Linked DNA regions of Homo sapiens: regions 2, 3, 4, 5 and 6 are each linked to region 1. The links are chromatin contacts, found by Hi-C or POLR2A ChIA-PET in ENCODE. All regions are on one chromosome and are shown on one strand. The core of a region is the stretch at or near the end of the contact, and the rest is flanking DNA. Distances in the headings are between cores, read along the strand shown.

Region 1 (4,856 bases), core at 1,442-3,941:
TGTTCTGAATCCGATTATACTCTCCATTTTGCAGAGTAACTCATTTTCTGTTAGTCGGTAGAATGCACTTTGATATTAGGAAAAAATTGTTTTTACTTTAATGTGTTCCACATTGGAGACCCTTATTAAGGCTGGTATGCCTTATTTCCCAGTTGTACTAATTAAAAGCACTAATTATTTCCATGCTTGTATGTTGGAACCATCTTTTGATGCATGAAAGTTTCGAGAGAATTAAAAAAAAAAACACTGACTTTGGGAATCATGTGAGAGAATTAATATTCTTTAGTTCCAATTAAAAAAAGTTTTATGTCAGTTCATTAGACTTTAGCCCCTACTTCTTTGATTTCAAGTCTGTCCTGAATTTCTGCCATGTGGAGAGCAGTTGCCAGAATCCCCTTTCTTTATACAGCAGTTACTGTAATTAATGCTGAAAAGGGACTTACCTCATTCCTGATGCTAATAGGCCTCTTAAAAGCACTTTTTATATCTAATCCTTGTCATTTATGAGGGAGTTGAACTAGATTTCCAAGATCCTTCCTACATCTAAAGTCATTGATTCTCCACGACCTTATGGTCACTTTTCTAATGCATAAATCAACCCATTTCTTGCTCTCTTGAGAAATAATCCAGGTGTATTTAGTCAGGAAATCGGTTGTTTACTTTTCTGATGCAAAAGGTGGGAAAATGGAAGAAAAGATTATCTTTCCAGCTGGAAGTCAATCTTTTCCCAGAGATACAGATAATCTCTTTTAAAAATTTCTGAACTCTGGAACAATTATACTCTAAAAAAAGAATTATTAAGTCATACAAACTGAGGGAATCATAATATTGGGGAATAAGATGTTTTTTACACACTTTTTCTGGTATAAAATTTTGTGACTCATATGAATTATTTAGAGTATATTATTCTCAAGGACAAGTTTATTCTAATTTAAATCCTATGGGCTTGCAAATAAATAACTTACTTGTTCTCTTCAGTATACTATTGCTTGAGAGAAGAGAATATTTTGGTGGAAAGCTATTTCAGTGAAGCCAGACTATGCAATAGGACGGAAAAAACAAAGCTACAAAAGAAAAGCACTTTCCTAAAAAACTGTATGTAACTGAAATTGAGTTTATTTTATGAAAATATTATTTATTTATTAGTTTTTCAGACAGAGCCTCACTGTCACTCAGGCTGGAGTGCAGTGGCACGATCTTGGCTCACTGCAACCTCTGCCTTCCCGGGTTCAAGCGATTCTCCTCCCTCTGCCTCCTGAGTAGCTGGGATCACAGGCGCATGCCACCACGCCTGGCTAATTTTTTGTATTTTTCATAAAGATGGGGTTTCACCATGTTGGCCAGGCTGGTCTCAAACTCCTGACCTCAAGTGATCTGCCTGCCTTGGCCTCCCAAAGTGCTGGGATTACAGGCATGAGCCACTGTGTCCAGCGTTATTTTATGAAAATAAACCAGTGAAAATTAATTTCAGGCCAGGCACAGTGGCTCATGACTGTAATCTTAGCACGTTGGGAGGCCAGAGTGGGTAGATCACCTGGGCTCAGGAGTTTGAGACCAGCCTGGGCAACATGGTGAAATCCTGTCTCTACCAAAAATGCAAAAAAATTAGCCGGGCATGGTGGCATGTGCCAGCAGTCCTAGCTGTTTGGGAGGCTAAGGTAGGAGGATCGCTTGAGCCCCAGAGGCAGAGGTTGCAGTGAGCTGAGATCGCGCCACTGCATTCCAAACTGGGTGACGGAGTGAGACCCCATCTCAAAAAAAAAAAAAAGAAAAAGAAAAAGAAAATTAATTTCAAAAGTGGAATGTATTCACCCAACAATGTGTTCATTTATAAATAATACAGCAGCAACCTTGGGGATGATTGTTGTGGATGTTTTGATGTTTGGATATAATGTTAGTGGGAGACACAGGAAAATTTAAAATAGCAGTGATGGCTTCTATCTGAATCCCATTAACACTTGCGAGTTCATAGCCTCTTGATTTTTTGAGAAGGGGAGAATTGGAGCTCAACAGGTAGCAAACCATTTCATTCTGCAATTAGTCTGTCTAAAGAAAAAGGCTTTAACATTCAATGCTAGAATAAGGCTATTTTAGACATTTGAATTGCTGGCAAGACACCCCAAATTAGTCATCCCTTAATGGTTGTGTGTGGGTCTGTGTGTGTGTGTGTTTAAAATTCATTATTTACTTATTTATTTTTGAGATAGAGTCTCGGTCTGTCATCCAGGCTGGAGTGCAGTGGGGAGATTGTTGTTCTTTGCAGCCTCAACCTCAAAGACTCAGGTGATCCTCCCATCTCAGCCTCCCAAGTAGCTGGGGCTACAGGCACGTGTCACCATGCCCAGCTAATTTTTGTATTTTTTGTAGAGACGGAGTTTCGCCATCTTGCCCAGGCTGGTCTTGAACTCCTGGGCTCAAGCAATTCGCCCACCTCAGCTTCCCAAAAGTGCTTACAGGCGTGATCTACCAGCCTCCCTTAATGTTTTTTAAAACCACTTATTTAGGGCTATTGGTGAAAACAACAAATGAAGCATAGAGGCAATTACAGGAAGAGAAAGTACCCAATATTATGTAAAATGTGTTAGTACTGAGTCATATGTAAATTTGTGTTTAACTTCCTCACTCTTAAATTCTAGTTCCTGGAATCCCCCTCCTTCATAACTGACTCACAGTCTATTTTGGGACAAACCTGCCAATACTACAATCCCTTTACTGTACATTAAAATATATACAGAAAAGTCAAGAACTAATAGAATCATCAAACAATACCAACTAAGGGACCTCACCCACCTGTGAGGATGGAGCATGTGGCCTCAAAATCAGGGCTGACCTAAACTCTCCATGGTTGGAGTCACGTTTCCTAAGGCTGTGTTTGAAAAAAAAAATTAGTTAATTAGAAATACCTTGTTCACAGTTTAATGCTTGATCTTGTTCCTTATCTAAAATATCTATGGCCAGGTGCGGCGGCTCACACCTATAATCCCAGCACTTTGGGAGACCGAGGAGAGAGGATCACCTGAGGTCAGGAGTTTGAGACCAGCCTGGCCAAAATGGTGAAACCCCTTCTCTACCAAAAATACAAAAAAAATTAGCCAGGCATGGTGGTGCATGCCTGTAGTCCCAGCTACTCGAGAGGCTGAGGCAGGAGAATCACTTGAACCCTGGAGGTGGAGGTTGCAGTGAGCCGAGCTCGTGCCATTGCCCTGCAGCCTGGGCAACAGGAGGGAAACTGTCTCAAAAATAAATAAATAAATAAATAAATAAATAAATAAATAAATAAATAAAAATATCTATTTTTTCCACTTCCTCCTTGTCAAAACTTCTCTAAATTTTTAATAATAAATTTTATTATTTTAAAGTAATCTCATTATTTTTTTCTAAACAGGGTTTGAAGTTACATTTTCATCTTGATTCTAGTTGCTTCCTCCCCCCGCTTTCTTTACTATGTTCCAGTAATTTGATTTCAGAGTTGGCATTAACTCCCTGAATTCAGGAAGATATTCCCCAAGGACCTGAATCTTAGCCCTGGAAGCGATGTGAAAGCTTACATAGCACATCTCTCACCTTCAGTCAGAGCCATACAAAGAAGCTGCTATCTTATTATTCATGGCTTTAGAAAAGACTGCTCAACCTCCACCTGCATCTTATTTTGACATTTAGTTAGCTTTACTGTGTCGAACAAAGCCATTATGCTACACACCAAGCCTGTTTCCCTTGTTTTATACTCAGCGATGATAACCAACCCTGTCTGTATATAAAGCTCTCTATAAATTCATAGACTGTCTTCTTCAATTGTCATTTGGTCTTCTCTTCAAGAAAATTAATTATGTCTTGTTTGCCTCTCCTCATTGGTCTTTTTTTCCAATACTTGACTCATTTTGCCATCCTTGGAGCTGTCTTCTAAATAATTTCCAAGTTTTCCAATTAGTCTTATTTATTTATCTATTTATAAGATGGAGTTTCACTCTTGTTGCCCAGAATGGAGTGCAATGGCGCAATCTCAACTCACTGCAACCTCCACCTCCCAGGTTCAAGCCATTCTCCTGCCTCAGCCTCCTGAGTAGCTGGGATTACAGGCATGCATCACCACACCTGGCTAATTTTGTATTTTTAGTGGAGATGGGGTTTCACCATGTTGGCCAGACTGGTCTCAAACTCTTGACCTCAGGTGATCCACCCGCCCCGGCCTCCCAAATACTGGGATTACAGGCATGAGCCACCACACCCGGCCCTCCAATTAGTCTTTAAACGTGAATTCCAGAAGTTCACATTTCTGAGCACCATTAATTTGAGATCACTTAACAGCTCCTTCACATCATACTCTCATTACACTTACTATTTTTAAGTTGGTCTTTTTGTCTCTCCTTCTAGTTACAAGCTAGAAATGTATTGGTTTTTTATTTGTATTTTATTTTCTCTTTTTTGAAATAGAGCCTTGCTCTCTTGCCCAGGCTGGAGTGCAGTGGCACGATCTTGGCTCACTGCAGCCTCTGTCTCTGGGGTTCAAGCGATTCTCCTGCCTCAGCCTCCTGAGTAGTTGGGATTACAGGCACATGCCACCACACCAGGCTAATTTTTTGTATTTTTAGTAGAGATGGGGTTTCACCATGTTGGCCAGGCTAATCTTGAACTTCTGATCACTCAGGTGATCTGCCTGCCTCGGCCTCCTAGAGTGATGGAATCACAGGCGTGAGCCACCACTCTTGGCCAGAAATACATTGGTTTTTTAAAATGTTCTATTATTAAAACAATTTTTTCTTGCTTAAATTTGGACTTGTTTTGAATACAACTGCTTGGTTTCAGAAAAGGGTGTCTATAAAGAATAAAGGTTATTTTACTATGACACTGATGTATTT
Region 2 (4,856 bases), core at 707-3,206, 950 kb before region 1:
CTCGCCCTTGCAAGAAACGGCTCCGAGCCCGCAGTCGGGTTTCTCTTCCCCTGAGGCAGGTTCAAGGCTCCCGCCCCTCCCAGCCGCCTCCCCTCTGGGCTACCTGGAGCCTCAGGGAACCTGCGCGGCCCCGCCCCGCGGGGGCGGCCGAGACCTCGGGGCGCGGAGCCGCTGCCGCGCCTCCTCCCAGCACCCCTGCCCGACTCCCTCCTCCTGCTGCCAGTTTCAGCTCTCGAAAAAAAAAAAAAAAAAAAAAACAGATGACCCCGGTAGCTGTCCTGTGAAGTCCTAAAGGCGAAAAGTGGAGCCCTCGAGGGGCAGCACACCGTCCTGCGCGGCCAGGCTCCGGAGTAGGCATAGGGAGCCCGGAGCTCCCCCAAGTCGCCCTCTCGTCCCCAGAGCCCAACCAAGCCCCGGCGCTGCTCCCCGCCCAGCCCAGCCCGCGGGTGCTGCTGCAGGGTCTCCACCCACGCTCTTTGCAACTTCCCAGCGCCGCGCGGGGACCAGCGCCCGCAGGCTCAACAACAAACCAGTAGGAGAAAATCAAACAATCTAAGGAAAGGCGAATGGATTTGCTTTGCCTCCATGGACTTCGCCTTAGAACTCCTTCGCGAGGGTCTGTCCGGTCACCGCGCCTCGGCCGGGGCGACCTAAGGCGGCTGAAGGAGGGTGCGAGAAGGCGCGGCGACCTCAGCCGCATCCACGTGTGCGCGCCGCGCAGGGACCTTTCGCCTGGGGGCAGAGCCCGCGGGGATCGCGTCCCGGTTGCGCGGCAGCGGCCTTGGGTGCTGCCGGCCTCTGTCCCCTTGAGCCGAGTGGCGACTGCGACGGCTGCCGAGCTAGCCCTGGCACCCGCCGCTCGCAGGGAGCCCCGGCGTGTGCTGCTGGGAAAGTCCAGAGGCCGGTGGAGACTGGGGAACGAGCAACTGACAGTTCGGACGAGGATTTCCCTCCTCCTCCTCCTCTCCCTCTTCCCATCTGTCCGGCCAAAAATGTGAAGGGACTGCACCCATCTTCCCGGCGAGCCTCCCTAAGTGCAGTGACATGTGCGACGGCGGCGCGTGTGGGTGCGCGTGCAATGTTTGCAGTGGAAGTAAAAGCCTTTCAGAGAAAAATGATTCGAACCTCCAAAACCAGGTCTTAAGACAATTTGCAAAAGTAGAGACCCCTTTATCCCCCTAAAATCTGCTTTTCAGCCGCCTGTCAGCTGACACTGGTCCTCGCCTCCATAAAGAATGAATGAAATTTAAATGAACTACCTGCAGCTACTAAACAATCCAGCATTTTCCCTGTATCTGCCATATGCTCTGCACTTCCAAGTCCAAACATATCTCAATGCATCCAGCAATTACGCTGCGGATCCCTCGCCGACACCCGCGGCATCAAGCCAGGCACCTGGTGGGCTCCCCGGGGCTGGTGGGCACCGCTCTGCCCTCGGCTGGAACGTGCTTTCTTTTTCCCCCTAAAGAAAAATGTATCCCCATGCAACTTGCAAAATGAGCCGCAGGGCGTGCTTCCCAACGTCCGGATACATTTCCCGCAAAGACTCTTCCATTCATCAGTCTCTGGAGCGGCTTCTGCTGCCGAGGCAGGGGCTCCAGGTCCTCGGAGGGTCTGACAGCCCCTCAGATGATCCCGGAACGAATTCCCACCTGCTCCCGGGAGCCTGGCGCCCCGCGCGCCCCCGCGCGCCCCCGCCCTCGGCCGCCCGCCCGGCTCCCCGTTACCTGTGCCGGGGTCTTCGGGCCATGGCGCGGCGGGCGCGGGGCTCCGCCGAGAGCCGCGGGGACCGCACCGGGCTGCCGCCTCCCGCTGCCCGCCGCCTGCCTGCGTCCCTCCCCGGCTGCGCAGCGGCGCTCCGCACCGCTGGGGCGAAGTTTCTCAGGAGAAAGAGGAGGAGGAGGTCACGGAGGAGGAGGAGAAGGAGGAGGAGGAAACAGGTTGATATTAAAGTGTAAACTCTGTAAACAGAGATGCCATCAAACAAAGAGCTTTGGACACTCCCCCTCCCGCCAAATCTGGCGCCCCTGCAGTGCGCACGCGCCCTGCCCGCCGCCTCCGCGGTCGCCCTGGCTGCCGCCCGCGGGGCTGCCGGGCTGGCCGGGTCGCCGCTCCCATTCGGCGCTCGCGCCGCCGCGGTGCGCCTAGCGCGCCGCGAGGCCCGGGAGGCGCGCGGGCAGGGAGCCCGGGGCCAGGGAGGGGTGGCCGGGGGCCGCGACGGCGCCTTTTCCTGAGCAAACCCCGCTCCCGGGTCGCGGCGGCGCCGACCCGCGCCCAGTCCCGCCGCCTCCCCTCCTCCCTGGCTGCCGCACCGCGGTCGCCCGGCTCCGCGTGCTCCCGGGCAGCGGGACCAGAGCTCCTCCAGCTCCCACTCACTGTCGCGGGGGCGGCAAGCGGTGGGGGGAAATTCCCGCACAGAAGATTGGATTTTCGTCAAGGTTTACAACTGTGCCCTCTGGAGACGGGGAAATTAGGAGTTGGAGGAGTAGGGGATGTGAGCATATGTATTCATAGGCTGTTTGGCTAGGGTTTTTTTTCCTTCTTCTTAAATAAATAACATCTCTAATTTAACTTGTTAGTGACAAAGGACGCTTCAATACAAGTGGGCGGCAACCATCACCGCTCACTAATGGAGCGCCCCAGCGGAGCTTTCACTCCCCTCCCGGATCCTGCAGCCGCCACCGTCGTATTGTCACATGTCCTTCACTCTCACCCCAGCACACACCCGGGCCCCACCCACCCCGCCCCGCCCGGCCCAGGCGGTGCCCACCGCACACCTTTGCTCCCCTCCCTGCACAGAGCGCGCACCCTGGATTGCACACCTGCAAAAAAAAAAAAAAAAAAAAAAAAAAAAAAAAAATACACGGGGGTCCAGACAGCCCGCCCCTAGCAGAACTCAGGAAACCCCACGTTTGCATGCATGGTTTTAGAAGTAAAACAGTTTGTGATTTTGGAGGTCGGTATCCCTGCTTAGTGTCATTTGAGGGCTCTATTTTACGAGATAAAAGTCAGCAAAGGCTTTCGTGTTGTTTAATGAGGGTCTCCAGAAGTAAAGGAAGAAGATAAGTGCTGAATTTATAAGGATTGATGACTGGGGGGATTTTAGGGGAGTTTTAGTTTTACTTCCGTTTATAGATTAGAACCATTGGGGATTTTTTTTTCATTCTCTGTACACACTAATGTATTTTTCCTTTAATCTTTTAGGAGTTTGAGACTTCTGCTGACTGGGTTTGTGGGTGTCCCATGTGCCCCAGCAGTTCAAACTTAGCTCAGAAAGCATTTTTTCTTACTAAAAAAGCATGTTCTTACTAAAATGAGTCATAATTTTATTAAACGGTGAAGCATGCGAGGTTTCAAGACTATCTGGTGTTTTAGACTTTCTTTAAAATTGTTATATAGTTTAAATCTTTATCAAGTGTTAGTTGCTAGTAAGGTTTTAACATTCCTTTCCTCCTGAGAAGAAAATAACACTGAAACAAAATTATTGTGAGATATTTCGGATCACAATTACAAAGGACAAGGCAAATTAATACTTTTAAAGCCAATATTTATTTCTAGATTCTATAATAATTTTCTTTCTTCACATCAAAAATAAACAAAATCTTTTAAAAATATCTAGAATAAACATCTAGAAACCACCCCTAAAGAAATTGCATTCTGGCTTTCGGATTGCTTTATGAATCTAACTGGCAAGATTCCCAATTGCTGAGTCTCTTGGACACAATGTGAGTATCTGAACCCTTTGTGAAGTGAGTTCATAGCCTCTTTTTCAAGATTTTAGGAGGTGTGTAACTACTCCTAAGTTCTTGAACCCCTTTAAAGTAGAAAGATACTAAGTTCAGTTTTCCTTTTTTTCTTTGTAAATCATTTTCCTATGTATCATTTTGAGAATTTATAATTTTTCATTTCCCAGATATAGTTTTACATTTTTCCCTCAGTTGTATGACAATAATATGTTTGGGAATATGCATAGTCCAATAAAGAATTCACATGCAGTAATTTTATTAGGCTAATGTTGGATATATTGCTATCTGATAAGCTTATGGAAAAACAGAATCAAATGGAGTTATCAAAATTCTTGTATGGATGAAACTATATTTTTAAACTCATTACAGAATGTTTGTATTTATACATTTTCTCTCTCCATTTATAATTATTACAAAAGTATTTTTAGATGACAACTTTACACATTTCATCACTTTTTTTTTTAAGATCTGCTTGCTACATCAGTTATTTCAGCTGTGGCAGGGCTGCACTGGAGCTAAATTTGGGTACAGCCTTTCATTTGCAGTGCACTAGAAAGGGGTCAGAAAACTCTTTTGTAAAAGACCAGATAGTAAATGCTTTGTAGGCTATGTTGTATATTCTTCTGTGTCTTTCCTTGTCTGTCTTTCTTTTTGTCTTTTTTTACAACCCTTTAAAAATGTAAAAACCGTTTTTAGCTCAAAGGCTGTATTGAGTCTGCAGGCCAACACTAGAGTAGTTGGCCAACACTAGAGCAGTGATCCTCAATCTTTAGAGCCCAAGTGTCCAATCTTTTGGCTTCCCTGGGCCACATTGGAAGAAGGGCCACACATGAAATATACTAACACTAACGATAGCTGATGAGCTTAAAGAAATACCACAAAAAAACTCATAATGTTTTAAGAAAGTTCACAAATTTGCGTTGGGCTGCATTCAAAGCTGTCCTTGGCTATATGCAGCCTGCGGGTCACAGGTTAGACAAACTTGCTTTCGAGTGTATCAGAATTGCTGGGTGTACCCATGAAAGATGCACAGTCCCAGGCTGTCCCCCTAGAGACCATGATTCAGTAGGTTTGAGATGAGGCCTAACAATCTGCATCTTTAACAGTAGT
Region 3 (4,856 bases), core at 1,256-3,755, 930 kb before region 1:
GGAACTGGAGGGCATTATCCTTAACAAACTAACATAGAAACAGAAAACCAAATATCACATGTTCTCACTTTTAAGCAGGAGCTAAATGATTAGAACACATGGACACATAAAGGGGAACGATACACACTGGGACCTACCTGAAGGTGGAGGGCTGGAGGAGGAAGAGGAGCAGAAAAAATAACTATTGGGTACTAGGCTTAGTACATGGGTGATGAAATAATCTGTACAACAAACCCCCATGACCCAAGTTTACCTATATAAACCTGCACGCGTACCTGTGAACCTAAAAGTTTTTTAAAAAATAGATTCTTGTTTTCCTTACTGTAAACAATCATGCCAAGGCCTCTTGAACTGCTCTCTGAGAGCAACTACTCACCTAAAAGAGATGAGTGAATCCATTGTGGCATGAGGGACTCCATTGACTGTCCAGTCTCCTGGGAGGAACTCTGCAGCCATGCATGTCATACCAAGAGAGTCGCTCCAGTGATTACTTCCCAGAACAAAGAAAACCTCAGGCCAATATTAGATATCCAATCTTCATGTTGTGTTCCACCTCTATATAGATCTAAGAGAAGCTTGATTTTGAAGGTAGCATCCCATAGCCTAACTGAAGGCTTTGAAATGAGATCGTGGCTTGTCTATCACCAAGTGAAAGAAAGCAACAGATATGTCCAGGAGACTGAGATCCTTCCTCTGAGACTGGCTGCAGCATCTCTCCTCCTGAGATGCTCCATTTAGTGAGTGACAGCATTGGGGGTGACGTTCTTTGGGATTCAGAAAACAAGAACAAGCTCTCCTATTTTCTGTTTTCTCTTCACAGTTCTGCCTGCCTTGCCTAAGGGGAGTTTTTGGAAAGAAACCTCCCTTCTTAGCCACCCTTCTCTTTGAGAATACCAGATAACTCCTGAAGGTGGGGGAATTCAGAACTAAAGACAGAAGCTGACAATCTGGAGCCAGCGGATAGATCTGCAGAGGCTGCATCACCTGGGAGTCAGTGATGGCAACCCTGCAGGATCGGAAAGACAGTGTTACCTCAGGAATATGTTAGGAAATAGAAATATATATAAAATAGTATATGTGTGTATATATATATATGTAATAGTATATGTGTATATATATGTATACATAAAAGTATGTATATATACATAAAATGAACATTCTGAACCTATATGAAAATTAATTGAAGGAAGGAAGGATGGGAAGTAGAAGTAGCAATATTTGCAGTGTTTGTGTACTAAAAGTTGGTCTAATTTCCTGACCAGTGTGTACATTAAAATATTGCCAGTATTCTATGTGGCATGTGATTATCTGCCATGATTTTCTTTCCTTAAAAGTTTTTAGGCTGGGCGCGGTGACTCATTCCTGTAATCTCAGCACTCTGGGAGGCTGAGGTGGGCAGATTACTTGAGGTCAGGAGTTCAAGACCAACCTGGCCAACATGGTGAAACCCCGTCTCTGCTAAAAATACAAAAATTAGCCAGGCATGATGGCGCACACCTGTAATTCCAGCTACTCGGGAGGCTGAGGCAGGAGAATAGCTTGAACCTGGGAGGTGGAGTTTGCAGTGAGCCGAGATCACGCCGCTGCACTCCAGCCTGGGCAACAGAGCGAGACTCCATCTAAATAAATAAATAAACAAATAAATAAATAAACGTTTTTAATTAAGTTCTCACTCTACTTCAGTGCTCCTGATAGAAAACACTCATACAAATTAAAAATTCAATGTATATTTTAGGTCTGTGAGTAGACTTTAGGAGACAAAATTTTATGTAAAATACAATGAATATATTCAAGTTTTCGTTTTTTAAAGGCGAGAGTTTCCATAGCAGTCATTAGATTCATGAAGTTACTGTTGGACCCAAAAAGTGAGGAGTCACTCGTGTCTTATTATGTGCCATTTTGTAGAATCAACCTAATTCTGCCTTACAGAATGAAGCTGAAAGAAGTTCAACTAATTTAAATCTAGTTCTAAACAACTATTTCATCCATAAATGTGAATTTGATGGAACCATAGTCAAGTATGTTATTTGCTACATACAAAGATTGGAGACAAATCTAAGTATTGTATTTTATAATTATTAAAAATTAAATCGTGTAGTTTTCTGCTAAAAGTCAGAAACTTCTAGTTCAAAGAATTTGCTTTTAAAATGTAGTTGTTGATTTCCAAAAAAAGATGAAACCTTGTGTAAGATTTTGGTATAAGAACGTTAATCTTTTCCTCTCCCCAGAAATACACATTAAACTAAAGAGAATCAGAATTCTAGTCATAAGCTTTTATTTTTTGCACTTGAAGAACTGAAAGCTTTCTCTGTTTGTTATTTTCTGAAGGAGGGGGTTTCCTGTGTGTCTTTCTGAAGTTCTGGGGATCCCCTCATCTTTTCAGTCCTAGGCACCTTTTTCTTCATATTGAGCATCCTTTGAACCAATAAGAGTGTCTGTGGCCACGGTATGCCATCCCCTGGCAGAGCGATCTGCGTTTTTTCTTGACTGAATCAGGGTGCTGCCTCCTGGTATAAGGCTTGAGGTATCTCCAAGTGCTGACTGCAGGGCCAGCCTCAGAAGGAGACAGAAACTGACTGATTTGAAGGCATGAAAGACTGGATTCTCAGCTGCACTTATCATATTCATGATGTCTAAATTTCTTTCTTTCTTTTTTTTTTTTTTTTTTTTTTTTTGAGACAGCATCTCATTTTGTCACCCAAGCTGGAGTACAGTGGTGTAATCATGACTGTCTGCAGCCTCGACCTCCTGGGCTCAAGTAATCTTCCCACCTCAGCCTCCTGAGTATCTGGGATTACCAGCGTGAGCCGCCATGCCCAGCCTGAAATTCTATTTTAAAAAATGTACTACTTTGAAGTTTTTCTACTCCTTTTCTTACTATTATTAATCTAATATTTTGGCTAGGGGCATTCGGACATCTATTTACATATAAACGATGAGAAAAGAGGTTGGTTCGTGGGTGCATGAGAACCTAGGAGGGAACAGTTGGGGCGGGTTCAGCATGGGAAGCAGGGAAGTTCTCCCAGCATGAGCTTTGGCTGAGCCTCTTCCAGGAGGAAGAGCCCAGGGCTTGATGCTGCCGCTCCTGCTGCAATGCCAAGAATGGCCACTAGGGAACTGGGCCCACTTGTCAACTTGCCTTCTACCCAAGTTGGTAATAAAAAAAGCCTAAAACCTGCGTCCGTTTTTCAAATCATTGTGGAGTAAAAGATACATATTTCTTTTATGCTGAGATCTGGAACTTTAAAAAATCACAAGTGGTGTTTTAAATGTATTATTAATGCAGAACACTTTATTATAGTTCAATAAAGAATTCTATGTCTCCATTACACAGACTAATGACACCTCCAGACATAGTTATAGTAATTTTCCCAGCTGATACAGTTTAATTAATGATATAAGGACATAATTACATGTTTCAGTGATCTTTCACATATTTACAGGAACTGCTGTAACTAGCTTAATTAGAGTAATTACGTAAATAGCTGATAATGCACAACAAATTACAGGAAAAAATCTTCTATAGTTTGGTGTGTTCAATTTCTAAGCAAGCTTATAGAAGGAAAACATTTACATCTTGGGATAAAATGTAAGACTATGTGGCCTCTAAATTTTGTTGTTCCTAACCCAGCAGAACATAACTGTTGGAGGTTTAACAGTTAACTTGTCTTCCTTTTGTAGTTCTGTTGCAGACCTCATGTCAGTTGTTGGTTGTGTTCTATGAAATTGCTCATTCTGCTTTGCCACTGGCTGAAGTTTCATGATGAGTTTTTTTGTCATGTTGGGTAGTTATTATATTGCACTCACTGAGAACTGGAAAGGGCGCTTAGGGAAAAGGTTGACAAATCTCACACCTCTTTTTCATTTCCTTTCTTGTCCTTTCTTTAACTGATATCTTCTGTTTCCTTCACACTCATACACAAAGATGTTTCTTTGGACTGTCCTTTAAGCACTCTTTCTGTAGTTAAACACATATTTGTAAAGACTACAATTGATGTTCTCCTGTGGAGTTCTAGTTCTGGTTACCCACCACTCAAGTCCTTTCAATGTTGTCTTTCTCATTGAATTGATCAGCCTTTGAGTCCTTAGAGAGAAGCAAGAGCCCCTTTTTAAGTGAAATAATGCCCCTCCTTAATCAGCTGGTGTGTTTCCATTGGCTGACATCAGGCACGCCCTCTAACTTCCTTTACTTTTGCAGACTACTAGATCCATATCTTGGTGCTTCTTGTGGAAGAAGACCTAAGGAAATCCAACTGAGCCAAAAGAAATATCAGCCTTATGTAGAGGATAGGGTCAAATTTTAATTCCAGTTTGCTTAAATCAATGACTCATCGTTTTGCACATTCATGCTCTGCCTAATTTTTCTGTCTTTTACCTGCCCTACTTTCTGTCCTGCTATCCCACAGCATGAGACCTCTCTGTTGGTCAGGCCAGACTCTTGACTGTCCTGTGAACACACTTCTAAATCCATGTATTTATTTCCTTTTTGTCTTCCTTTTTACTGGATTTTACCAGTTTTTGAGCCCCTCTTAGGTTTACTTCCTGCAAGAAGCCTTTCATTTCTAATCTCATTGATTTTTATCTTCCAGGACACAGCCTACACTATGAAAATCAAACAATTCTACACTGTCACGTATTGTGCATCCACCTCTTCTCTCCAACTACATGGAAGCTCCTGGAGGACAGAAGAACTGTGATTGATACTTTATCTCCCACCAGATATCAGGCATTCAGTAAATTCTCATTCACAGATTCAGGAATATTTAATCAGGACCTCTGCATGCGATTGTGCAGGCTACATACACACAATTCTAGGGGGCATCATCCAACATCAACTTTGCAAGGCTTTTTACTGT
Region 4 (4,856 bases), core at 1,099-3,598, 890 kb before region 1:
ATAAGGTTAATTAGATTATTTCAATTCTGAATATTATTTTATGCCCACACGATGGCTGTGGGAGAGTATCATGCTGGGAATGGATGGTAATTGTCCATTTTAGTGCTATATAAAGCATCCGAATGAAGTTTAATACTGAAGTTATTAAAAGAGAGTCTTGATTCTATTCTGGGATTGAGTGTGGCCCTGAGGGCCAAAGAAATGGACATATGCATCTTGAATTATTGATTCCTTCCTACAGGGCGGGACTAGGGAGAGGAGTGGGTACCTCTGATTATTCTTTTTGCCTCAGGCTCCAATATGGTTTGGGAAGGCACTGATACTGATCTTACCTGCATTTAAAATTTTAATATTTTGTTCATCATGATTTTTTGTGTGTTAATTCAGATTTCTAAAATTATTCATTAGAATATTATTTCCCTGGATGACTTTGTTTTTTATGACACACCCCCCACAACCTTAAATTTGGTGCACAAGACAATTTTGTGCCTAGCCCTAGCCTGTTTTTCTGTATTTGCTGTTTCCCTAACTCTCGAGGGTAAGTATCATGGCCATCTCTGATTAGTTGAAATGCTTAGAACCTGAAACAGTACTCCACACAGAATAGATGTTTGTTAAGAGGTTAATGGTACCACTGATAGAGATTCGACACTTATGCAGGCCAGGTCCCTTCCAATGCAACGAGTCCAGCGATGTGGGCCAAGGAGTCATAACAATTTACTTCATGACCTTTCTCCCAAAAGGTAGGGACAGGCGGGCAGCACTCCCTGAGAATACTAGGCTCATTTACGAAGTCAAAGCATCTGCAGGACCATCTTGAATGTAGCCCCTATACTGTGAGAGTGGCCTGAGTCTACATGATGTACAATATAGAGGCTATGGAGCTAGATCACCTGGGTTTGCAGTTCAGCTGGCCCACTTAGCACTTGCAGGACTCTGGGTAAGTTGCACAACTGTTGTGCTAAGTTTCTTTCCCTATATCATGGGGATATTAAGAGTACCTGTCTCAGATTACATGCCTGTAATCCCAGCACTTTGGGAGGCTGAGGCGGGTGGATCATGAGGTCAGGAGTTTGAGACCAATCTGGCCAACATAGTGAAACCCTGTCTCTAATAAAAATACAAAAAATTAGCTGGGTATGGTGGTGTTTTTGCCTGTAATCCCAGCTACTCGAGAGGCTGAGGCAGGAGAATCGTGTGAACCTGGAGGTGGAGGTTGCAGTGAGGTGAGATTGCGCCATTACACTCCAGCCTGGGCGACCGTGTGGGCTTGAGACTCTGTCTCAAAAAAAAAAACAAAACAAAAAAAACAAAAAAGGAGTACCTGCCTCATGAGCTTTCTGTGAGGATGAAATGAATTAATGCATGTGTCTTTGAATAGGTTCCTTGGAAAACTGCCTAAGGCAAAAGCTTCTGTGTTAATTTTTTATTAGGGAGTGCAATCCCAGGAGGCAAGAGAGGGGAAAAGGAATGTAAGACAGGAGAGGAGGGAGAGCAAATACAGAGGGTGCATTGCGCTGCTGGCCCGTCTTCCTGATCACTTGGTCTCACAGAACTGCTCCAAGGCTGTATGAAAACATCTAGAAACAGGCCCTCAGAAAGGAGGAAGAGCAAGCTATTCATCTGTCGGCTCCTTCCTGTCTCCTTTCTTTCATAGGTCAAAGTAGACCTATGGAGTTGGAACTCCACCACCTGTAAGAGCTGCATTAGCTGGCCCTCTGGGCAGCTGCTAGGAAAACCAGAATCTCCACAAGGCCAGTCAAGCCAGTGTGCAGGTCCAGTGGTCTCTGTCAGTCACAGCCCTACATGGTGGCTCCTTCCTCTTTAGCTACAGCGGCTACGGCAGCTGTGGCTTCACAGCCACAGGAACAATCTGAGCTGTATTGTTGGAGCCTGGATTCTTCTAGATATTCTCAAACCTAGAAACTAGTTGCTGCTCCCTCAGCAAAGTTTTTTTGTATGTGTTTGAGGGACATATTTGTTTTTGGCTCTGCCTGGTCTCTCTGTCTCCTACACTGTCCTTGAGATCTTCAAATATCTTTTTTTTTTTTTTTTTTGGTCATTTGGAGCTCAACTCAAATGTCACCTTCTCAGAAAGGCCTTCCAATGATGGGTGTAACTTTCCTTGTTCTCAGACATAAAGAGATGCATGTATATCCTTCTTCCCTTAAACTCTTAACCCTGTTTTTAAAATGCATCTACTTTTGTCCCACAGATGAGGACATTTTATATTACAAGAGGAAAAGGCGAGAATCGGGGCCTGCGGCTCACTCTCACACTCTGCAGCCTGGCAGTTCACAGCCAAACCACAAATGGAACTAATGTCTCACTATTGGCTTCCCATCACATCTGACCTATTATGAATCAACCCCCTTTCCCTATCAATGTCAAAACTGGCTTGTTCAGGATGTGAAAAGATGTCATTTCTCTTCCTGTTTCTTTTTCATTCTCTTTAAAACAATTAAGGTTGACTTTGAAGTCTTGGCTTATAGTAAATTTAGTGCTGGCAGTGAAATTTGGAAAGAAAAATCAGCCACTTACAAATATAAAAGATGCTTTTTACTTTATTTCTTTCCACTTCATCTCTCTATGCCTCCCTCCTCATAGAACATGTGTATAGTAACCCCCACCCTGCCACCCTGGGCTACTACAAGCTCAGTTCTTTGTTCCAGGTAATTGTTCCTGGAATGGTTTCTAACCCTCTTTGGTCAACACATGCTAAGTTACTCACAAGGCTCGAGAATTCATATTTTGTGATAAAGATAATGTGTGATTATAAAATAAAAGATCTAATATTTCCATTATAATCACCCTCTAATTTAATTTAGGGTTCTTTCAGGACTTTTTTTTTCTTTTTCTCTGCTTTCTTATTTGATCCACTTCCAAGCAACTTCTGTATAAAGGATAATGGTCAGAACTGACACCTTAACTTAATAAATCCAGAAATAAACACTCTCATAATGGATTGAATTCCTTGGCTTCCATGCAGCACAATCGTCTGTCTGTTAAGCACTCAGTTCTTTTTTAAATTTTTAAAAAATTTTTTATTATTTCAATAATTTTGGGGGACAGGTGGTGTTTGGTTACATGGATAAGTTCTTTAGTGGTGATTTCTGAGATTTTGGTGCACCCATCACCTGAGCAGTGGACACTGTACCCAATGTGTAGTCTTTTATCCCCTACCCCTCTCCCATCCTTCCCCCCAAGTCCCTAGAATCCATTCTATCATTCTTATGCCTTAAGTCCTCATAGCTTAGCTCCCACATATGAGTGAGAACATATGATGTTTGGTTTGCCATTTCTGAGTTACTTCACTTAGAATAATGGTCTTCAACTCCATCCAGGTTGCTGCAAATGCCATTATTATTATTATTATTATTATTATTATTATTATTATTATTTGAGAAGGAGTTCTGCTCTTGTTGCCCGGGCTGGTGTGCAAAGGCATGATCTCAGTTCACCGCAACCTCTGCCTCCTGGGTTCAAGTGATTCTCCTGCCTCAGCCTCCCAAGTAGCTGGAATTACAAGCATGCGCCACTACGCCCAGCTAATTTTGTATTTTTAGTAGAGTCGGTGTTTCTCCATGTTGGTCAGGCTGGTCTCAAACTCCTGACCTCAGGTGATTTGCCCACCTCAGCCTCCCAAAGTGCTGGGATTAGAGACGTGAACCACCGCACCTGGCCTAAATTTCTTTAAGTTGGTTTTCACCTTTCTCTGATGTATCATTGAGTAGCTTAATAATCGACCTTCTGAATTCTTTATCTGACAATTCAGAGATTTCTTCTTGGTTTGGATCCATTGTTGGAGAGCTAGTGTGATCTTTTGGTGGTGTTATAGAACCTTGTTTCATCATATTACCAGAATTACTTTTCTGGTTCCTTCTCATTTAGGTGGACTGTTTCAGCAGAAAGATCTGGAACTCAAGCGCTGCTGCTCAGATTCTTTTGTCCCACATGATGATCCCTTAATATGGTCCCCTCCCCCTTCTCCTAGGGATAGGGCTTCCTGAAAGCCAGACTGCAGTGATTGTTATTGCCCTCCTGGGCCTAGCCACCCAGTAGCACTACTGGCCTTCAGGCTGGTGCTGAAGAGTGTCTGCAAAGAGTCCTGTGATGTGATCTGTCTTCAGTCTCCCAGCTGTGGATACCAGCACCTGCTCTAGTAGAGGTCGCAGGGGAGTGAAGTGTACTCTGGGAGTCCTTGGTGTAGTTTTGTTTAGTGTGCTGGTTTTCTTGAATGCTAGTTATGCTAGCAGTGAAGTTGTCATGTGGATGGACTCAGGACCTCTGGTTAGCCAGAGTGTTGCAGGCAGTGGAATTAGCTGTTGTTTTCTCCTTCTTTGGGACAGGGTTGTTCTGTTTTGAGTTGCTATAATGGCTTAGGTTTGTTGGCCTCCAGTCAGGAAGTGGCACTTTCCATACAGCACCAGCCGCAGTAGTAAAAGGGGGATATAATCTTGCCCTACATTGGCCAGAATGGGTCCTCGGGTGTCCCAGGTGATGGGCAGGGCCATAGAGCTCCCAAGAGCTTATGTCTTTTGTCTTCAGAGTTTTTCAGCTGTCTTGTGGCATTTACAGCAGCAAGCGCTGAACACTCACTTCTATGATGTCTTGACTGTGGTCAACCAGCGTCTGGTTGGACCCGGCCATTGAAGGGAATGCACAACCATGTGAAACAAGTCTCCTCACTTCAGAGCAGCTCCAGTGGTGAGAAAGGTCTTTGAATATTGAGCTGAAATCTACATCCTGTGACCCTGGCCCACTGTACTGGTTCACCTTATGAAACAGTGCTTCCGAAAGCACCCCCTGTGGTTCTCCTGGAAATGAAGTCTTTCCACCCTCCATGTGAGGCCCTT
Region 5 (4,856 bases), core at 1,474-3,973, 820 kb before region 1:
AACAAAGATAAAGCTTTGAAATTAGTAGGGGTAGAGAAGTGGCATTTACTGAGTACCCATTCTGCAACACCTACTGTTTTTACATATATCATTTACTTTTCACAAAACAGAAGACATACATTTTCATATATTCGATTTTACAGATGAAGACATTAAATCTGAAGTGGTTAACAGCAACAAAACTGGGACTGAAATCCAGGTTCGTGGTACTCCGAAGTCATAGTACTTTCCATCAAAACACAATACCAGAGTTTTATTCATTTATTTTTTGAGTCGGAGTTTTGCCCTTGTTGTCCAGGCTGGAGTGCAGTGGCACGATCTCAGCTCACTGCAACTCCTGCCTCCTGGGTTCAAGCGATTCTCCTGCCTCAGCCTCCCGAGTAGCTGGGATTACAGTCACCCACCACCACGCACAGCTAATTTTTTTTTATTTTTAGTGGAAGATGGGGGTTTCACCATGGTGGCCAGGCTGGTCTGGAACTCTTGACCTCAGGTGATCCACCCGCCTCAGCGTCCCAAAGTGCTGGGATTACAGGCGTGAGCCACGGTGCCCTGCCCACACCTTACAGAGTCCTGAGGGGAGTGGAACAATCCTAACTTTTTCTGAAGAAGTCAGTGAAGGCTTTGCCATTGAGGCTCTACTGTTTGAGATGCAGTAGATGCTGTGCAATATTTAGAGTTTTAAAGGAGTGCGTTATTGACGACCTAAGGGCAAATTATATATTATCTGACAGAAGTAACGTTTTCTTATTCATTGTTCCTGTAGTACTTTGCTTATGTGGTCTATAACTCATTCACTTCATACCTCAGTGAGTTGTAGTTAAGCTTGTAATTGACAATTACAGTGGAGTGGAAGCTGCCATTTGTATTTTAATAACACAATTTTTTTGGGGGGGTGCAGAGTCTCACTCTGTCTCCAGGCTGGAGTGCAGTGGCACAATCTTAGCTCACTGCAACCTCTGCCTCCCGGGTTCAAGCGATTCTCCTGCCTCAGCCTCCCGAGTAGCTAGGACTATAGGCACGCGCCACCATGCCTAGCTAATTTTTGTATTTTTAGTAGACAGGGAGTTTCACCATGTTGGCCAGAATGGTCTTGATCTCTTGACCTCATGATCCGCCTGCTTCAGCCTCCCAAAGTGTTGGGATCACAGGAGTCAGCCACCGCGCCCGGCCAATAACACAATATTTTTAAGCACCTACTATGATCTGTGATAAATCCTCTTATACGGATACATTATTCACAGCTCGCGAGTTAGTGTCTCTATCTCCTTTTTACAAAGAAACAGGCTGCAAAATAAAAATTACCTAAGGGTGTAAAATAATAAAAACACTTAAGCCATGTAACATTAGCAACTATCTCTATTTTTCTGTAAACTTTTATTTTGGAGCCACATTAAACAACTATTTTTGTAGTCAAACACATTCAAATGCATGAATAAATTACGTTCCAAGCCACTTACAAATATAAACTAAATTTGGATTACTCTTATTTCTTTCTATTGTGCATAGCAAAAAGCTGAGGAAGCTTTTAATTATCTCTAGAACTCAACATTTGCCTTTGATGTGAAGTATCATCATTTCAAAAACACAAGCTAAAACTGAAGTGGTGTTCAGTATAATGAGGTTGGTTTCTTATATAGCATTATTAACTTTATGTTCTGAGAAATGAGGACATTTAATAGCAGGTTATAGATTCATGCATCAACAACATTCAGCATTACCACCTAAGGCCAGTGCTATGTCTAAAAAGCTATATTTAATACTCGCAATGTTACACACAATTATGTCTTCAATGAATGTTCAGTGAATCCTTCTTTATGATGCTGATAAATATCGTCTATATAGCTAAAATCGTTTACATAGCTAAGGGCAAATCGCTGTTTACTAGGGATAGTAATGCCGAACGGAGTGAATACATGAAGTCGTAAATTATATGAATGCAGGGTGACCTAATATAGCCAGGGTCTCAATTTAATAATATATACCCGTTTAAAAATAGCCTTATTTCCTTCTCTAAAGCTTGGACTCTTTTTTTTTTTGAGATAAGGTCTCACTCACTTTGTCGCCCGGGCTGGAATGGAGAGGCCCGATCTCAGCTCACTGCAGCCTCGACCGCCTGGGCTCAGGGGATCCTCCCACCTCAGCCTCTTCAGTAGCTGGGACTACAGGTCTGCACCACAGGGCCGGCTAGTGTTTGTATTTTTTGTAGAGACGGAGCCTCGCTATGTTGCTCAGGCTGGTCTCGAACACCTGAGTTCAAGCGATCCGCCCTCCTAGGCTTCCCAAAGTGCTGGGATTACAGGAAGGAGCCACCGCACCGGCCTGGGCTAAATCTGATTCCAAGTTTACACAAGTTTGTTGAATGCCCACTGTGTGCTTAATGAAAGATCAAAGTTTGATAAAACAAGGTCCCTGCTCTTACTGAGCGCATAGCTTTCTCAGATTATCAGGAACCAAATTTGGAAAATAATCCAGAACGCTGGCGTAGGTAGCTCAAGGTTCCCCGCTTGCAACATTTAGTCCAAACCAGTCAATTCTAGGCGGCGGATTTCCCCATCCCCCTCCGTCGCCCAACCTTTGGGTGGGGCCACTCCCAAACGCTCCCTCCCCTCGTCCCGCCATGCACAGCAGTGCGCATGCGCCCTCAGGGAGGCGGACAGTGACCCTGAGGCATTGCCGTCGCGCGGTGCACAGCTAAGACGTCGCGCTTGCGCAGGCGCTCGGCGCAGAGGCCTGCGGGAAGCCAAGATGGCGCATAGGGGTTCTCCAGGCTGCAGTTGGCGCCTTATCAGTATCTAAGCGGAGTGTTTTGGAAGGAGTTAAGGGGCTGTGGCAAACGCCCTCTCCGCCGTCATGGCCCGGCATCGGAATGTTCGAGGCTATAACTACGATGAAGGTAGGTGGCAGGGTCATGCCGGGACGTTCTTTTCCCGGCTACAGCTGGGATCCTAGCCCGTTGGCATCCACTTCAATCTGTGAGTTTCTCGTCAGTGTTGCCCTGTCGGGATTGGGAGAGCCCCAGTTGGGGAATATAACAGGCCTTCTAGTGCTTTCAAATGCCGTCGTTTTTAAGTCATGATTTCTGCCCTCTGGGGTTGATTTTATTTGGGGAGGGGGAGGTGCTGCATAGCGTCATATGGGTAGGATATTGGTGAGGTTGAGATCCGGTGATATTTAGGCACGTAAGCATTATCACCTCTTCCATTGTTTCCTCCCATGTTGGGCACTAACGTGCCTGCTTCTAGCTCCTCTCTCCCAGATCCCCTTTGAGAAATGTCCATGAAACGTTGCTTATTTGTAAAACACAGATTGACTTAATACATTCAACGGACGTGTACCTGTGTTAGATTTACATGGTAAACCTTTTGTGTATGTCCATACATACCTAGTGCAGAATCAGTTTGCGCTAATTTATTTTTCAACGAATTTCAAAGTGGAAACTTAGGAGACGGTAGAAAAGACACATGTTAAAAAGGCCCAAAGAATGAGTCGATCAGATGGATCTTGAAGTTTATACTTAGTTCTTGGCTGGTAATGCTTGATATAAATGTATTTTGAAATGTAAATAAACGGCAGTACTAGAGGAAAGAGTGTATAGGAAAGGACTTTTTGATATTAAAAAATGAAATAAAAATGTCTGTATGAATGTTCTGTAGGAGTTAACAGGAGTTAGAATTATTTTTAGGAGGAGCACATCCCTCTTCATGCAGTAGATAACTATAGGCATCACCAAGCATCACATAAACTAAAAATATAAACAAAAATGAACTAATGCAGGAGAAGAATAAAGAACTATGCTTTACGAAGTGCAGAACATGTAGTGCTTAATATGTTGGTGATTGTCATTGGCACCCCAGTAGATTATTATAGAACATCAGTATGCTTTAACTAGAGTGAGGGCAGCTAACACCCTGTTCTCCATTTGGAACCTGTGACCTCAGTCCGTCTAGAACATGTGAATTTTCTGGTGGTTACTTTAGAATGGAGGCCCTTTTAAATAAATATTGCAGTGGATGGTATTGCATGTGGACCATTGTCACCTAAGAAATGACTTTAGATTGAGAGAGATTTTTGCAAATATAAAGTACATGAATAGGCCTATTTATTATTCATTCATTTCTTTAATAGTTGTTTATCATTTCCTCAACCACCATTAAGTTAGTGCTTAGAGTACTGTTCTAAGCTTTGAGGACTGAAAGTAAGATATTTGAGGGTGGTCTAAAAGGAGAAGATTATACGAGTTACAGATTATTAGAGTATGAAAAATGCTACAAAAGGTACTGAGAAAACGCTATGGGAGGGATACACAGATGAGAACACTTAATTCAGAATGGATTGGGGGGAATTTAAGCAGGATTTCTACGTTAAGGAATGCTTCATGGAGGAGAGGTGGTTGGCCTCAGGGAGCACCTTGGCTTCTTGAGGTTAGGTTGTCATGTTGTCATGCTTCTTTGAAACAATTGGTGACATCATAACCAAGCTGTTCCTGTAACATTAAGGAGGTTCATCCCCTTTTCTTGTTTATAAAAGTTGTACTCATTAAGGTCCAGTTTATTTCTCTTCTTCCCAGTTAGGCTTTCTCTTGAATTCTCAGAATAATAATTTAAAAATTCTGTTAAGAAATATAACCTCATTAGAGAGAGTTTGTGTTCTAAAACCTACTGGTTCCGCTACTTAACTCCCACTTTGTTTTTCTCTGTAATTTATGTAATACTTTACATGACTGCCTCAGTCACTGATTTAAAAGTCTCAGGAAGGCAAAATCCATACTTTAAGTAGCTGGCACAATGTTCTTTACATGTGGTAAATATTTCATAATTTTGTTGATTGAGGAAACAAACTATGAAGATTGCAGG
Region 6 (4,856 bases), core at 1,242-3,741, 780 kb before region 1:
TCTGTCCCAGGACACATGAGAGAACACTTGTCAGCATCAGTGTCTCCTAGTGACAGTGCTTTTTAAAAGGGAGGAGCAAGGATGTCCCTGTTATTTTAATCTACCTGTTCCTCCCAAGCTGAGAATCACTGGGTTAGAGAGTATGTTCCTTTTCTTCATAAATAAATAATTTTATTAAATATTTCAGTGCCTAATATGTACCAGGCACTGGACTGGATATTGTAAAATATATCATAAAATAAACTTCTGGAACTCTTAGTTTAGTTGAAGAGGTAAGGCACTATATATTTTACAATATAGACAGAAAACAGTATATGCTACATGAGAATATGCAATAAAGGCTTGATATGCAAGTTACATCATTTTGGTCTGGAGCTATTATTTTTAGCAATTTGAGATTATCATGTGTGACTTAAAGTTGATAGCATCATGTTGTGATGTATGCTTTAGAGCCTGAATATACCTTTCTCACCTCCCCAAATCGGCATTCACAGAATGTTAAGTGGACAGTATCCAGGTGTTTATTATTAAAGGAAGATTAGCCTAGCCTTCAGGTTCCCCATTGGAAGTAAAAATTGTAGTAAACGGAAACTTTCTCTTTGTTAAGCAGAAAATGAACTAACTGCTAGGCTTTAACTATGTATATTAGGACATTCTGAAATGCAAACATTAAACCTAATCAGAATAATTGGTTTTAACATTAACTGTTATTCAGAAGTATCTGAGTAGATGTTAATGATGGTTAACCTCACTTAAACTCACAAAATCGTGATCTGGACAAAGCATTAATATTTTTAGAGGGGCTGGGCATGGTGACTCCGGCCTGTAATCCCAGCACTTTGGGAGGCCAAGGTGGGCGGATCACCTGAGGTTGGGAGTTCGAGACCAGCCTGGCCAACATGGTGAAACCGCATCTCTTCTAAAATACAAAAATTAGCCGGGCATGGTGGCAGGCACTTGTAATTCCTAGGTACTTGGGAGGCTGAGGCAGGAGAATCTCTTGAACCCAGGAAGGCGGAGGTTGCAGTGAGCTGAGATCATGCCACTGCACTCCAGCCTGGGCAACAGAACAAGACTCCGTCTGGAAAAAAAAAAAAAAAAAAAGGCTGGGCTCGTTAGCTCATGCCTATAATCCCAGCACTTTGGGAGGCTGAGGTGGGTGGATTGCTTGAGCTCAGGAGTTCAAGACCAGCCTGGGCAACACAGCGAAACCCCATGTCTACTAAAATACAAAACAATTAGCTGGGCGTGATGGCGTGTGCCTGTAGTCCCAGCTACTGGGGAGGCTGAGGCAGGAGAATTGCTTGAACCCGGGAGGCAGAGGTTGCAGTGAGCCAAGATCACGCTACTGCACTCCAGCCTGGGCAACAGAACGAGACTCTGTCCCCCAAGAAAAATAAATAAATCAGTATGTGTGTGTATATTTACATTTAGAGGCACTTTGTTGGCAGTTTTTGTATACATTCAACTTCAAAATCACCCTGCTTCAGTTACCTTGGGAATACCACTTCCATGAGGTCCTGAGATTTAGAGGACAGAGAGTGGAAAGGGGAGGGTGCCGTGGAAGCAACCTAGAGAACACCAGAGCGAGAACTCCACTAATCAGCCATGTGAACTTTGGAATCTCACTTAAATTTTCATCTGTAAAATGATGGACAAGACCAAATGACCTCTAACATATGGCTCTCCAACTGTATGATATGTGAATCTCAATTCTATGTAAGGATTCTATGAGGAAGGTAAATACTTGTTTTCAGCCTCCCTCTCTATTGAGTATTAAGAGTTCCTTCATTGGCTGCCTTCTCATTCTTCATTTTCGATAAGCAATCTAGGTCTTGAATTGCTTCATGTGTTTTAATGTTGGTAAACATTCCTGTAAACCTGATTATCCAACTGTTTTCTATGGATTTCTATCTGTATGTCTGGGTTGTTTTTTGTTTATTTGATTTTTTGAGACAGGGTCTTGCTCTGCCGCTCAGGGTGGAGTACAGTGGCATGATCTTGGCTCACTGCAACCTCCGCCTCCCGGGCTCAAGCAATCCATCTTCCTCAGCCTCCCGAGTACCTAGGACTACAGGCGTGTACCACTATGCCCAGCTAATTTTTTTGTGGTTTTTTTTTTTTTTTTTTTTTTTGTAGAGACAGTTTCTCCGTGTTGCCCAGGCTGGTCTTGAACTCCTGGGCTCAGGTGATCTGCCCACCTCAGTCTCCCAAGGTGATGGGATTACAGGCATGAGCCACTGTAGCCGGCCTCTATCTGTATGTCTTAAAGGAATCTCTGACCAAATGTGTCTATATTCATGAACAGTGTCTAGGTTAGAGTCATAGCAGTCATTGAGGTTCCTATGTTTTGCCTTCCTAAGATTTAATTAATCTCCATGTTCTATTAATGTATTGACTCTCATGTCTGTTCCTTCTTACTCATTTCCGGTACTATAGTACTTGTTCAGCTGCAGTCACAGTGGTTGTGGTCTCCTAGAAACTTATCTTAATTTCTCTGTCTCTTTTTTTCGTTTCATCTTATCGTACTGTTCATCACATCTGTTAGAATGAAAGCTATCTAAAAACAGTCTGTCACTCACCTTTGTGTCCTCAGTGCCAAGAACATGCTATAATTTAACCTGAAAAACTCTGAAGATCCAAGATCGTATCTAGGCAGTCTTTCATAAAATAAAATTTTTGGTGACAGTTTCTGCTTAGGAGGAGGAAGCAGAGTTCCTTTATGGACTGTTGTAATTTTGTGCTGAATGAAAGGAGTAAGAGAAATAAGATTCTGACCAGCAGACTTCTCTTAGTTTCCTGGAAGGTATTTCCTGTTTGTTCATGGCATCACCATCTACCCTTTCTTTCTTGGCAGAAAATCTGAGGACTGTCCTTTCTCTCATCTCCTCTGTTCATTCAGATATCAAGGATTCATGATTTTACCTTGTACACTTGTCCCTTGTTTCCTTGGGTTTCGGCTCTGGTACCCCCCTCCATCAAGCATCTGCTGATGCTTAAATCCCTGATATAAAATGTCATCGTATTTGCATATAACCTATGCATATCTTCCTGTATACTTCTACATCATCTGTAGATTACTTTTTTAAATTACCATTACATGAAAAGGAATCTAGATTATAAGTAATCTAGATACCAAATACTATGTAAATAGTAGTTAAATACTTATTTGTAAATTTTTTCAAATATTTTCAATTTGTGTTTGGTCTAATCCATGGATGCAGAACCCAAGGATATGAAGGTCTGACTGTAATATCTTTTAAAGTAAAGTCTCTTAAATATTCCTTTCTCTATCTCCATTGCTCTTAGATCACTGTAGAATTTCTTACATGTATTTGTACAACAATCTTCTAACTGCTTTCCTTTCAATCTTGCCTCCACAATCCATTTTCTATTCTGGGGTCAGAGTAAGTTTTAAAAGTATGATATGTTTCTCCAACGCTTAAATTCCTTCAGTGGCTCTTATGTTTCAAGATCAAGTGAAATATTAGACATGGTTCTAAATGAGTTACCTGCTTTTCTAATCTTATGTCTCACCACATTCTTGGGTCTGTTTATTTCAGTACCTAGCTCAGTGTCACACAGTTGGCATTTCTCGCCTTCCCTTCATGAATGAATATGTGATAGGTAGAGAGTAATTTGTGTTTGTAAATGTCCTGGTATCACATGAGAAAAAGAAGTTGGCATTTTGGTGACTGGCAGAGACCCACGGACTGTGTGCTTTCATATGTGCCAGTCATTACATGTACTTTACATGTATTGGCTCATTTAATTCTCAGTTCTCCTAACATCTTTGTTAGGCAGATACTATTATTTTATGGACGAGGAAACTAGGCATAGAGAAAAGTTGAGTGATTCACTTGAGGTCATGCAGTGGCAAGGCCTGGCTTCAAACTCAGGTTGTGTTGCAGCAGAGTCTATGTCTTATCTACTAACCTAACTGGCTGGTGAATTGGAGGCATTTGGTGTGGAAAGCTTGTTGGGATTCTCCTTTGAGGGTATGAAAAGTATGCATGTAACTTTATATGTGCTTTATTCTGTTGGTAATTACCTCAGAGGCTCTCAGTAAATCTTTGTGAAATGAATCTAAGAGTCTTTCTTCATACATTGCTGGAGTTGGCCTCTGTGATTCATGCATTACCAAGAAGCCATGGCTTCCTTCTGTTAATAATCACAAATCTTGGCACAATAAAATTAAAGTATAATTTTCATGAAAGTAGTGGCTTTTGCATGAAACATGGAAATAGATGAGCCATGGCCATGCATGTGAGAAAACAAGAGTGTTTATGTCAGGGATTTTCAGTCTGTTTATGGGAGTTTGCAAGGAAGAGGTGGATCTTGAGGGGTAAATTGCGGTCGTGTTAAAGACTAAATTTACAAGTAGATTTTTTCTGTACAGAGCTACAGAGTATATTTTATTAGCTGAGATGATGAAAACCCTAGTGGACAGAAGTAGAACATGGTTTGAGGAGCTAGAGATAGAAAGCAGAGACACCATATCAGATACTACAGGCACAAGTCATTTTTATTATAAAAATAATATACAGTCATTGTAGCATAGAAGTATATAAAGTTTGAATTGAAAAGTCAACTTCTCTCTTGCCTACTGTCACTCCCTAGAAGTAATCACTTTAAAAAGCATGCACTTTTTAATGCCGGTTGCATAGTGATATGATATAGGACCATTGCTATATTATATTTTAGTTGTTTTTTTCTACTTCATGTGTCATAGTTATCTTTTCATACATGTAGGTCTTCTAATTCTATATCTGTAGCATACTATTCCATTGTTTGGATACATCATAACCATTCCCTTATGTACATCTACAATTTTTTGTCATTACATATGGTAACAC

What was found. A loop is a pair of places that touch in the nucleus more often than their neighbours do. ChIA-PET counts read pairs that join two places held with the same protein, here RNA polymerase II (POLR2A). Pooled maps may share reads with other maps.
Region 2: a loop to region 1 is called in a map of CD8-positive, alpha-beta T cell, with 6 times the contacts of the local background. The contact joins the promoter of MYB here to the enhancer-like site in region 1. A Hi-C loop is called at or near these places in 3 of 168 maps with a recorded cell type or tissue (B cell, CD8-positive, alpha-beta T cell and naive thymus-derived CD4-positive, alpha-beta T cell), 7 of 37 single-sample maps with no recorded cell type and 13 of 50 pooled maps. POLR2A ChIA-PET finds 5 or more read pairs at or near these places in 1 of 52 experiments (GM12878).
Region 3: a loop to region 1 is called in a pooled map, with 3 times the contacts of the local background. The contact joins two enhancer-like sites. A Hi-C loop is called at or near these places in 1 of 168 maps with a recorded cell type or tissue (CD8-positive, alpha-beta T cell), 1 of 37 single-sample maps with no recorded cell type and 7 of 50 pooled maps. POLR2A ChIA-PET finds 5 or more read pairs at or near these places in 1 of 52 experiments (T-cell).
Region 4: a pooled map shows a loop between it and region 1 (2.6-fold over the local background). The contact joins two enhancer-like sites. A Hi-C loop is called at or near these places in 2 of 37 single-sample maps with no recorded cell type and 9 of 50 pooled maps. POLR2A ChIA-PET finds 5 or more read pairs at or near these places in 1 of 52 experiments (CD4-positive, alpha-beta T cell).
Region 5: a loop to region 1 is called in a pooled map, with 2.4 times the contacts of the local background. The contact joins the promoter of HBS1L here to the enhancer-like site in region 1. A Hi-C loop is called at or near these places in 7 of 50 pooled maps. POLR2A ChIA-PET finds 5 or more read pairs at or near these places in 2 of 52 experiments (H1 and naive thymus-derived CD8-positive, alpha-beta T cell).
Region 6: a pooled map shows a loop between it and region 1 (3-fold over the local background). The contact joins two enhancer-like sites. A Hi-C loop is called at or near these places in 12 of 37 single-sample maps with no recorded cell type and 7 of 50 pooled maps. POLR2A ChIA-PET finds 5 or more read pairs at or near these places in 2 of 52 experiments (B cell and activated B cell).

What each region holds. Positions count from the first base shown.
Region 1 is chr6:134,233,971-134,238,826 of GRCh38, reverse strand. The region is part of intron 2 of SGK1 (serum/glucocorticoid regulated kinase 1); the gene reads left to right. Among named protein-coding and RNA genes, the nearest start is that of SGK1, 82 kb to the left of the region's middle. RefSeq lists enhancers at 2,347-2,396, 2,537-2,826, 2,867-3,026. Within about 2 kb of position 2,691, at least 8 of the 41 ENCODE cell types and tissues checked have a DNase peak (open chromatin) inside an H3K27ac peak, as active enhancers do; they include B cell and GM12878, where a contact is called at or near this core.
Region 2 is chr6:135,178,408-135,183,263 of GRCh38, reverse strand. MYB (MYB proto-oncogene, transcription factor) reads right to left here and starts at 1,956. Exons shown (of 16, transcript NM_001130173.2): 1 at 1,728-1,956. The coding sequence starts at 1,750. RefSeq lists silencers at 709-788, 1,838-1,887, 1,948-2,167, 2,238-2,287, 2,728-2,837 and 2 more.
Region 3 is chr6:135,161,105-135,165,960 of GRCh38, reverse strand. No RefSeq gene overlaps it. Among named protein-coding and RNA genes, the nearest start is that of MYB, 18 kb to the left of the region's middle. RefSeq lists an enhancer at 2,526-2,595. Within about 2 kb of position 2,505, at least 3 of the 41 ENCODE cell types and tissues checked have a DNase peak (open chromatin) inside an H3K27ac peak, as active enhancers do.
Region 4 is chr6:135,126,208-135,131,063 of GRCh38, reverse strand. No RefSeq gene overlaps it. Among named protein-coding and RNA genes, the nearest start is that of MYB, 53 kb to the left of the region's middle. Within about 2 kb of position 2,348, at least 3 of the 41 ENCODE cell types and tissues checked have a DNase peak (open chromatin) inside an H3K27ac peak, as active enhancers do.
Region 5 is chr6:135,052,689-135,057,544 of GRCh38, reverse strand. HBS1L (HBS1 like translational GTPase) reads left to right here and starts at 2,723. Exons shown (of 18, transcript NM_006620.4): 1 at 2,723-2,896. The coding sequence starts at 2,854. LOC124901405 (a long non-coding RNA gene) reads right to left here and starts at 2,652. Exons shown (of 2, transcript XR_007059775.1): 1 at 2,059-2,652. RefSeq lists an enhancer at 2,515-2,564.
Region 6 is chr6:135,012,131-135,016,986 of GRCh38, reverse strand. All of the region lies in intron 4 of HBS1L (HBS1 like translational GTPase), which reads left to right. Among named protein-coding and RNA genes, the nearest start is that of MIR3662, 35 kb to the right of the region's middle. Within about 2 kb of position 2,491, at least 3 of the 41 ENCODE cell types and tissues checked have a DNase peak (open chromatin) inside an H3K27ac peak, as active enhancers do.